Linked DNA regions of Homo sapiens: region 1 is linked to region 2. A link is an interaction called in ENCODE POLR2A ChIA-PET data of the cell type or tissue named here. Cell type or tissue: PC-3. All regions are shown on one strand. Each heading gives the region's core, and the rest is flanking DNA. Links, peaks and the distances in the headings are about the cores only. Region 1 holds the start of LINC00524 (long intergenic non-protein coding RNA 524). Region 2 overlaps DYNC1H1 (dynein cytoplasmic 1 heavy chain 1).

Region 1 (7,672 bases), core at 2,147-4,646, 610 kb before region 2:
AGATCCGAGTCCTTTTGTCCATCATGATGTCCCAGATTCCTGCTGTCATTTTGCATAGAATTAGACTGGAACATGCAAAAATATATACAATTGTTGATACCAAGATGTCTGAATTTAGGAAGAATTCCCAAACAGAAAGATCCCTCCCCCAAAATGTATGCATATAAACTTTTAAGGATGCAGATAAAATTGCCAGATGTCTTTCAATCTGATTACCTCACATGCTGGCCTGTATCCCAGATGTGAGATCCAGAGAAACGTGATGGAATGTGTCACTGTCTTCTTTTCACATCCTCTCCCAGATTTCATTAATCTGCTGATAGGTACTCATTAAAATACTAGTATTCGCCCTGGGACACAGTTTCATGAGATTACTTCACGACCGTTACAGGACATATTACAGTAAATGAATTTTCCTTCTTTTAGCATGGTGGATTAAAAAAATACATAATTTTGTGCCCCAGTCCTCAAAGAATTAAACATTTCAGCATATCTTACGACAGGATATTGGCAACGTTTTCTGTAATGGGTCAGATAGTAAATATTTTGGGCTTTGCAGGTCACGTGGTCTCTGTCGCAACTACTCAACAGTGCTATGGCAGGACAGAAGCAGCCATAGATGATGTGTAAATGAACAAGCTTGGCTGCATTCCAATAAAACTTTATTTACAAAAACAGGCTGTGGGAAGGACTTGGCCCGCAACCCTGGTTTGCCTACCTCTGTCTTACAACATAGATTTCCTGAAAATAATGCATCTAGGCAGAAAGAATAGGGGAAAGTTCAGAGTAAGACGTTGTAAAATATCGGCAAGAGTTCTCATCGTCTTACAAGAAGTAGCCTGTGTACAACTTAATATCAATCCAAGGAGGACCAAGAGGCATGCCGAAATGAGATTTAAAGGTTAAACAGAAATCTGGAGGGAAAGGAAGAATTGCAACCACACTGGCCAATGATCTAGTGTTGTTACTCTCATTTATTTGCTAAGTTTCCCTTTCAGTTTAAAGCACGGCATTTAATTCAGACATTGTCCTTCACTCCCCATGAGCCAATGAAAGAGGAGATGCGTGGGCTGTGGAGGGGCTGAGATGCTTGTGGACACCTGGGGCAGCGGCTGTGGGCTGTGGTCTCCCGGGCTGTGCAGGTCAGGAGGTCAGGAGGTCTCTGGAGAGAGGCATCATCATGGAGCTGGGCCTGCTGGAGAAAGGAGTTGGCCACGGACACCCCAAACACCCCGATTTGATCATGACACTTTCTGTGCATGGAACCCCACATGTACCCCTTAAAATTTTACCCTGTAAAATATTATGTATCAATACAAGAGAGCACCAAAGCAATCATCCTACTAGCCACCATATGCCATCCTAGCTTCTCCACAGTAACACGTCATTTACTCCTCAGAGCGGCTCAGCGAGGTAGGGCCTGCTGATGGTCCCTTTCACAGGTGAGAACACAGAGGCCCTGGGAAGCTGAGGGGTTTGCTAGAGATCAGGAAGCCAGGACTCGGGCTTGGGTGCTGGGCTCTGGGCCTGTGTGTCTGACTTCTCCGAGGGGGTGCTGCCTTCTCCTTTCCTCTCTTTCTCCCTAACCCCCCCACACTCAGCCACTAAGTATTTTTAGAATTATTACTATTTAGGTATCATCTATAAAACATGACATTTACCATTTTAACCATGTTTTCATGTATACTCCAGTGGCATCAAGTACATTCACACCATTGTGCAACCATCCCCACCACCCATCTCCAGAGCCCCCATTCAATAGAAACCCCCCCTTCTCCCCTCCCCCAGCTCCTGGCCACCACCATCCTGCTTTCTGTCTATGAATTTGACTGCTCAGGGTGTCTAGAGTGGAGTCCTGCAGAATGAGCCCTTTTGGGTAGAGGTGATTTCATTCAGCACAATGGCCTCAAGGTTCACTGGTACTGTAGCGCGTGTCAGGGTTTCCTTCCAGTTTAAAGTAGAATCCTCTGGTTGTTTGTCCATTACTCCATGGACACCTGGGTGGCTGCCACCTGTGCCCTGGTCTCTAAGAGCTGCTGGCACTCTCGCTCCTCCCTGGTCCCTTTCCTTGCTCACCTGCCCTCCCCTGGCTCGGCTCCTCCTCCCAGGCCTCCAGCCTGCCTTCCCGGCACCCCACGCCTGCTGCCTCGGGAATCTTGCCCAAACTCCAATCTGCTTGGGCCTCTCTTACTGGTAAACCCACAAGGATCCCCACCTTCAGCAAAAAAGAGTTCCAAAGGCTCCATGTAGGAGCCCAGGCCCCTCACTGACTGCCCTGGCCAGCCTCTCCAGTGTTGCCCCAACGGAGCCCTGCCCTATGTACCTACCCTTGTTTTCCTGAAAACCACACTCTTTCCTGCCTGGAGGACACCCTTCTCACCCTGGAGAGATTACCCTTCTAGAAACAAACCAAACACACCCTCTGCAGAGGCTCTGCCAGCCGCCTTCTCCAGGCAAGGCAGGCTGCCTGCCCCCACGCTCACGGCAGCTTCCTGGCATACTTGCTGCCTCGGTTTGTGCAAAAGCAAACCTGCAAGTCGCATACTTAGGGGATGGCCCGGGAAGCCCATAAGGATGTGGGAGAACAAGACAGGGAGGGCAAGAAGGACAATCACAGACTCATCCTGGAGCACATTCAACTGTGGGACACAGGAACTCATCCCTGAGACTGCCTGGAATGTAGCTCGGAACTGTCCCAACAGCTCCTAACCTTCCGAGGTTGATGGTCCCTCCTGGTTAACTCCGTGGCCAGCAAGAGGTCCCAGGAGGCCATCACTGCACACAGCAACCATCCACCATGCCTGCATGCAGGTGGCCTCTGGGTGGAACAGAGGGATGTGGGCAAAAATCTGGGATGACCGCAAGGGCGCCAGGCACACAGTGGGTTTGCGACTGTGGTATCTGCCTCTCCCACGGGAGGCAGACCCCATCACCAATTTCTCTCTGTACCCCCAGCCCATGGCAGGTTGGAGACATCTGAAAAAGGTAGCAAATGAGTCCATGAGTGGCTGTGTGGGAATGAGATGGACTGGGTCTTGGGAGAGAGGAGGCAGGAGTGGATGTTGGAAAGACAGGCTGCTGAGAGGAGAACACAGTGGCAGGGCAGGTGAGCAGCGGCCAGGGGCTCCCTCACACACTTCACCCCAGCCCCTGCGCCAGCCTCATCTGCCTGTCTCCCACCTGACCCTTTTGCCGTTCACCTCCGTCCTCTCTCTGCTGGGTTCTCAAGGCAATCGCACCTTGCCTAGCAACTGTTGCTACCGAAAGCCAACGTCCCTGGTATTCCAACAATAAAGCACAGCGCTCCGACTACAACTCCCAGATATTATTGAAAAGAAAGGCAGGTTTATTTCAAGGCCAGGAGGGGAGAGGATCTGCGTGTTGGAGGCTGGAGCAGCAGCGCATTCGATGGCCGGCCTGACAGCATGGCGAGCAGCTTGTGCTGGTGCGTCCTCCAGAAAAAGAATGCGCGCTCTCCAGGAGGTGATGGTCCCTGTTCATAAACTCCCTGTTGCTCCCTGTTCCCATTCAGCTGGGTCAACATGTGCCTGTAAATTCCTCCCGAAAGGGAAATCATAACAGCATCAGCAGCCCCAGAAATGACAAACAACTCAAGTATGGAAAGCCAGCTGCCAAGTATTCAACAGTACTCATGTTGCACCAGAAACAAAAAAAATCAGATAAGAAAAATAAACCCAGTTGTGTGCATAGTTCCTTAAATATGTATCCCATTTTGTGGTTCCTTCCAGTCTTCGGTGTAATGAATATATCCATTGGTTAGGGGTCACGGAATGGCAGGTCCTACCAGGCTGCCTTGGATTGGCGAACTGTGATGTTCTGCTTTCTCCCTTCTCTGAAGCATGGAGCGGTGCGAGACGTTCAGAACAGACAGCCACTGACATTAATTTTCCTGCTGGCCTCCTTGCTAAATTGTTTTATGACTTGTTTGCTGTGTCTTGGTTGCCCTATTGTGTTGAGTTGATTTGGCAGTGGTTATTTAAAACATGCTTTGTCATCCTCAGGATGAGTGGAGGATCCCGGGGGTCACTTTTGCACAACAAATGGTCATTGAGCTGAAGAACTGTCAGAGTCACCACCTCCACAGTCAAGTGGCAATGGAATCCGAAGACAGGGTCAGCTCGGTACACCACGAGCCGAGATCCACGGGACGGACGGTGTGCAGGCACCAAAGCGTGGACAGGCCATGCTTTGCTTAACAGCATGGGGCTGGCCACGGCACCAGGGCCTCTGCCAGCCTCACGAGGCCCCTCCTGGCGTGGCCATAAAAGCCACAGCTGCAAACGCTGACACGGCAAGAAAAGAATATGGTGAGAAACCAGCTTTTGCCTTTGCTTCTCAGACTCCTCGGAAGATCCGAAGGGCACTTTCCCATCCCCAGGAATGAGAGGCCAGATTCCTCCATGGTCCAGTCAGGAAATGTAATCAAGCATCAACGCGGAGCCAGGATCTGTGCCTCAAACTTGAAACGTGGCCCTATCTTCAAGGGTGCTCACACTCAGATGACTTAAACCAAAAATGACACGGTGTGGCCTGCACTTGCCCATGCCATAGTCAGGAAAGCCTAGTCAAGGACAACGCAAGCCCAGAGGAAGAGGGTCTAAACCCAGCCGAGAACAGCCACCCAGAGCAGAGGCCCTCCCCTGAGAGAAAGCCACCTGCTCTCAGCCATCCCTCTTCTTTCCCTACGAGCTCCAGGAGACAGAAACCATGATGCTTAGGTAGACATCAATCTGTTATGGCAGGCACCAGAATGTTTCTTCTCCTGTGTCCCATCAGGAGTCAAAACTGATCTCAGCCTGGGCAATGTAGCAAGACCTCATCTCTACAAAAGATAAAAAGGTTAGCCGGGTGTGGTGGGGTGCGCCTGTAGTCCCAGCTACTCTGGGGGCTGGGGTGGAAGGATCGCTTGAGCCTGGGAGGTTGAGACTGCAGTGAGCCGAAATCATACCACTGCACTCCAGCCTGAGTGACAGAGCAAGCCCCTGTCTCAAAAAAAAGAAGAAGAAAAGTGATATCTCTGCTACTGAGGACAAACATCATGCACCCTTTCTTCTTAAAGAGGAGCAAATTTCCCACTTCCAAGTCCTGTTAGTGAAAGTCCCGGAGGAGCCCCAGCCTGAGCCATAGCAGGAGAGTCGCAGAGAGATGAAAGGGTCTGTCCCCAGCCCACTGTGGCCTCCAGAGGTAGCATCTTCTGCTCAGCAGCAGAACAAACATTTCCATGGAGCAGCTAAGTTGAAAAGCCCCCAGGAGGCAAGGGTAGGAGTTACAAGAAACCAGAAAGTCTACGGCAAGGTCAGGGTGACTCGGGTGGGGTTTCTCTTGCTTCCCCTTTCAATAGCATTCATGAAGTGGCTGAAAGTCTTCATCTTGTTATTAGCTTTGCTTTCTGGCCTCGTTTATCTCTAATTGTTTTCCTAAGCCTTGAAGAGGAAATTCTGTTTTCTTTCTGGTCCTGCTTACATTTAAATCCACTTAAGTTTCTGTCTGTGGCTTTCTTCTCAAAAGGGCCACCGGCTCCCTGGGGGACAAGCATCCTCCTTATAAAGTTGAAGGGAACTGGGAAGATCTTGAAAGACTTCTCTATTGTTCATGCAGACAAGTTGTGGGAATTTATTTCTGTGGGTCTGTTTCCTCTTTGTTCAGGGGGCCCCATTCTTCTCCAATTATCTGCCTATACCAGAGAGTATTTTCAGAATCTGTGCAGGATGTTTTAGACTGAATAAGGACAAGCATTGAGGGAGGTTGATATTTTGCTAATAATAACAGTGGAAAAAGGTACCATTTCTGAAGCACCTACTGTGTGCTGGAACCTTCTGTGTGCATCACATTTTAACCCTCTCAACTCTCCAGGAATGTATTATGACACCTACTCTATAGATTCAAAAACTGAAGGGCAGAGATGTAAAGAACTTGCCAGAGTTACCAGCAGTGAGAGAACCAGGGGTCAAACCCAAGATTGACCCAAGCTCCTGCTGACCCCACGATTTCACGTGGCGCCCAGTGAAACTGTAAGCAAAGCACCACTCCACAAATGCCTCACTCATCTCCACACCCACCTGACACAGTCATTGGATTTTAGGACACGCATCCTTCTTTCAAAGTTCAGGAATGTTCACAAGCAAGTCAAAATTCATTTTGAAAGCTCCTTTGACTTGACCGAAGACGCCCCAAGATGTCACCAAAAGCCAAGGATGGGAAGCCCTGTTCTATCAAGGTGCTGAAACCCAGTCCTGGGGAGTGTTTGACTTGGGAAGTAGGCTGCCCTCCTTCTGCTCACCGTGGGCAGGGACCAGAGAGAGGGTCTGGGATTCAATACGAGCCTGATGGGGGTTCTGCCATGGGGTGTTGGACGGGGGCGTTCGACAAACCAGTGCAGGCTCAAACCCTGCTCCTCTTGCCCCCAGCCCCAAGAGTCACCGAGAAAACAAACACAGTAAGTCTTTCTTAAACCTCCCACCAAGCAAGGGTGCAAAGGAAGACCATGGGCCTCAGCGTGAATGCCCACGCACCACAGCTCTTGGCATGGGTCCCCCTGCCTGCCACATGTTACCACCACTCGCTTTGAAGAACAGCGTGTTCATCAGCACTCACGAGGCTTAACAGCCACAGTTTAACCTAGTAATGCCCAGCCCCCACAGCAGGCTAGTCATCATGGTCAGTGAGAAACAGCCAGACTTTTCACGCAGATGGGCATTTTCGGGGCCAGTCTCTGCACTCTCCAAGCAGGAGCTGGTTGGAGTCTCTGCAGGCTCAGGCCCAAGACGGGTGGCCTTCCCAGCAGCTTCGCCATATCAGCTGCCACGTGCTATACCGATGTCCTTCGAGGCTCATCCTAGGACTTCATCAAAACCGTTTTTGCAGATGCCAGGACTGTAATATTCACCACTTCCCCCAACCAGCACATGACCTTGATGGAGCTGGAATCAGCCAGATCCAAACAAACTGGGCGCAACGTCTGCTCTCCAGCTGCACTGTGCTTGGGGTGCACTCAGGGGTTTGTTCAGCTCCCCCGCCAAAGAATTGGAGAAGTCGTATTTCACATATAAATATATTTTACTTCTCAGTTCACTAACATCAGCCTCTCATAAACTCACTAAATGAAAAGCTGCAAGAATCACTTTGTTATGGATATGTAAAATGACATATTGCATTGGCTAATTATTTCTCTATGGAATGAACAGCCCCATGACTTTCAGGGGCCCCAAAAGAGAACGCTCTACAACAGAAGCACAAGGTCATTCTTTAGTGGGCAGGTAATTGGGAACTCCATGCTAGGCTGTGGCTTATTAGGGATTTGCGGTTCCCCTCAATGCACATTAACTGAAAAGCTGGACAGTATCTAGAGCAGGCGTGCCTTCCATGGCAACAGCATCTCCGTCTTCCCAGTGCATATGGCTGTCAAAGTCCTTGTCAGGTACCAGTTCAGAAACACATAACCCATCCTGGTATTTTTGTAGTTTCACACATCTAGTGGACTACTTGTTTGCAATAACATCATCTGGTGAGCTTTTGAGGATTTGATTCTGTGGCACTTCTTGAGGAATACATTTTTTAATATCCTTTAATTTTTGCCTAAGGACTTGGCTGAATCCAAGTTAGATCCACATGTAACCTTTTTAAGGAAGGCTAAATTGAGACAGAAAGGCCA
Region 2 (2,500 bases), core at 1-2,500:
AGTATTTAATTTGCTTTTAAGTATTTTCAGAAGGATTTTTTGTAGTTTCATTGTTTAAATATTTAAATCGTTAAATATAATGTATTTCAGCATAAAGTGAGCAGCTTGAATCTAACTTTGTTCTGGACAGTTATTTATCCAATTGTTCCAACATTGTTTACTCATTTGGAGACGGAGTCTCACTCTGTCGCCAAGGCTGGAATGCAGTGGCGCAGTCTCGGCTCACTGCAACCTCCGCCTCCTGGGTTCAAGCGATTCTTCTGCCTCAGCCTCCCTAGTAGCTGGGACTACAGGCACCCACCACCATGTCCAGCTATCTTCTTAAATATTTCAGGGTCTAGGTTCTTTAATGTAAACATGTTTTGCCACATTTTACCTTTTGACCACTTCTCTGTGTCTTAAGATATTTACGTGTACCTTCCATTTTTCTCATTGCCATAGGAGAGATTCACCCAGGATACACAACCTCACTATATCTATTCACCCCGTGAAATGACTAGGTGGGTGAGAGGCATCTTTGAAGCGCTGAGACCTCTGGAGACCCTGCCTGTTGAAGGCCTCATTCGGATTTGGGCACATGAAGCTCTGCGTCTCTTCCAAGATAGGTAAGGGAAGCCGAGGATCCAGTTGGTCCCATTCTCCCCTGCTCTGAGTTCTTACAGCTGTCGAAGCTGGGGTCTTTGCAGGGGTGGTCTGCCTAAGTTAGAGCCAGGTGGTGCCAGTGGTGGAAGGAGCAGAGTCAGCCAGGGCAGCCTCCCGTCTGGACACTGGTCACAGTTGCCCCAGGGTAACAAAGTCACAGTGCGCTGAATGCACCGGCTGGCCCACCACTGTCTGCTTACACAAGGCACTTTCATAAACCTTGTGGCTGTGAACAGGGTACTTTTTTTTTTAAAGATACATCATAGAAGTCAAAAAACGGGGCACTTTAATAAACCTTTTAAACTGTCAGGTGGGACCACAAAAGGTAGCAGCTGCCTGTGATAACCTTACCAGAGCACGGGTTCACTGCTGAGTTAAAAGGTCTCCCAACAACTGCCCAGTGTGCGTGTTCCGTAACCACCACCCCTCTTCCTGTTTCTCAGTCTGTGTTCTCATCAAAGGCTTTGCAGCTGCAGCTCTGGGGCACTGGTTTTCTCTTTTACCTGTTGCCCACTTGGATCAATTCTTGTCTTGTAAGTTTTGAGTTTTTCTAGTTAAGTGACCAATACTTAAGGGAAAAAATTGCTAACGGATGACTGATCGGCATCAACTGTGGAAGGTTTTGTGGTTTGAATTGCAGTAAGATGACTTGGCAGATGGTTCCCTCCAGACTAAGAAATGCTTAAGTGTTTGGCAGCTGTGCCTCTGGACCAGGTGTCATCCTGCAGTTTTTCCTGTCATTACTGTACAAGGAGTCTCAGAATACTGCCTAGTTGTAATCACTGGGTTTCCAACCCGAGTCCTTGGCATTCTTGGGCAACACCGGGTACATTACTGACAGCCACTGTAAGAGATGAGCAGGCAAGGCAGAGTGCAGAGTATGTTGGCTGTGGCAGCCCTGTTTTTATTTCTTATTGGAGTTCTGCTGCTTTTTAAACAGTCTTTTGTTATTGTTGCTATGTCAGCTACCTTCACTCTCCCCTTTTCAATTAAAAAAAAATTGGCTGGGCATAGTGGTTCACATCTATAATCCCAGCACTTTGGAAGGTCGAGGCAGGAGGATCATTGAGCCCAGGAGTTCAAGGCCAGCCTGACCAACATAGTGAGACCCCCATCTCTACAAAAAATAAAAAATTAGCCAGGTGTGGTGACGTGTACCTGTAGTCCCAGCTACTTGGGAGGCTGAGACAGGAAGATCGATTGAGCCTGGGAGGCTGCAGCTACAGTGAGCCATGATCGTGCCACTGCATTCCAGCCTGAGTGACAGAGCAAGACCCTGTCTCCCACAATATAGTTTTCACAGATTTCTAGTACCACAGAGAATTTTGTTTAAATTCAAATGTCGCAACAGCAGTTGTGCTTACAAATTCAGATTGGCTTCAGTAAGTATATACCTGCCTTCACTAGACCCTCACCTGGTAGCCTGCATAGGAGATCTTACAGTCAGCTTCTCAAAAGGTCCTCACACAGCAGCGCAGTCACAGTCTCGCCTGCTTGCCTTGTAGTAAGTCTTACACCTCTAAAACTACACACATCACAGTTCCCATTTCTTTTTTCTTTTTCTTTTTTTTTTTTTTTTTTTTGAGACAAGAGTCTCGCTTTGTCACCCAGGCTAGAGTGCAATGGCATGATCTCAGCTCACTGCAATCTCCGTCTCCTGGGTTCAAAGCAATTCTTGTGCCCCAGCCCCCAGAGTAGCTGGGATTACAGACATGTGCCACCACGCCTGGCTGATTTTTATATTTTTAGTAGAGACAGGGTTTCACCACATTGGCCAGGCTAGTCTTGAACTCCTGACTTAAAGTGATCCGCCTGCCTCTGCCCTCCCAGAGTGCTGGGATTACAGCTTGAGACCAGC

Evidence for each region. Peaks named below come from ENCODE experiments on the same cell type or tissue, not always from the same donor. Only the 100,000 strongest peaks of a DNase experiment are listed, where the experiment ranks them.
Region 1: POLR2A ChIA-PET joins it to region 2 with 9 read pairs; 1 of 35 experiments calls an interaction of 5 or more read pairs at or near these places.

Annotation. Positions count from the first base shown.
Region 1 is chr14:101,405,033-101,412,704 of GRCh38, forward strand. LINC00524 (long intergenic non-protein coding RNA 524) reads right to left here and starts at 2,890. Exons shown (of 2, transcript NR_126006.1): 1 at 2,711-2,890; 2 at 955-1,192. RefSeq lists enhancers at 2,510-3,231, 3,232-3,955, 3,956-4,677. In PC-3, for the core only: no CTCF peak of the experiment used is centred there; a DNase peak (open chromatin) is centred at 3,619; H3K27ac peaks cover 1,092 bases.
Region 2 is chr14:102,019,452-102,021,951 of GRCh38, forward strand. DYNC1H1 (dynein cytoplasmic 1 heavy chain 1) reads left to right here. Exons shown (of 78, transcript NM_001376.5): 42 at 442-605. Among named protein-coding and RNA genes, the nearest start is that of DYNC1H1, 56 kb to the left of the region's middle. In PC-3, for the core only: no CTCF peak of the experiment used is centred there; a DNase peak (open chromatin) is centred at 1,260; H3K27ac peaks cover 1,906 bases.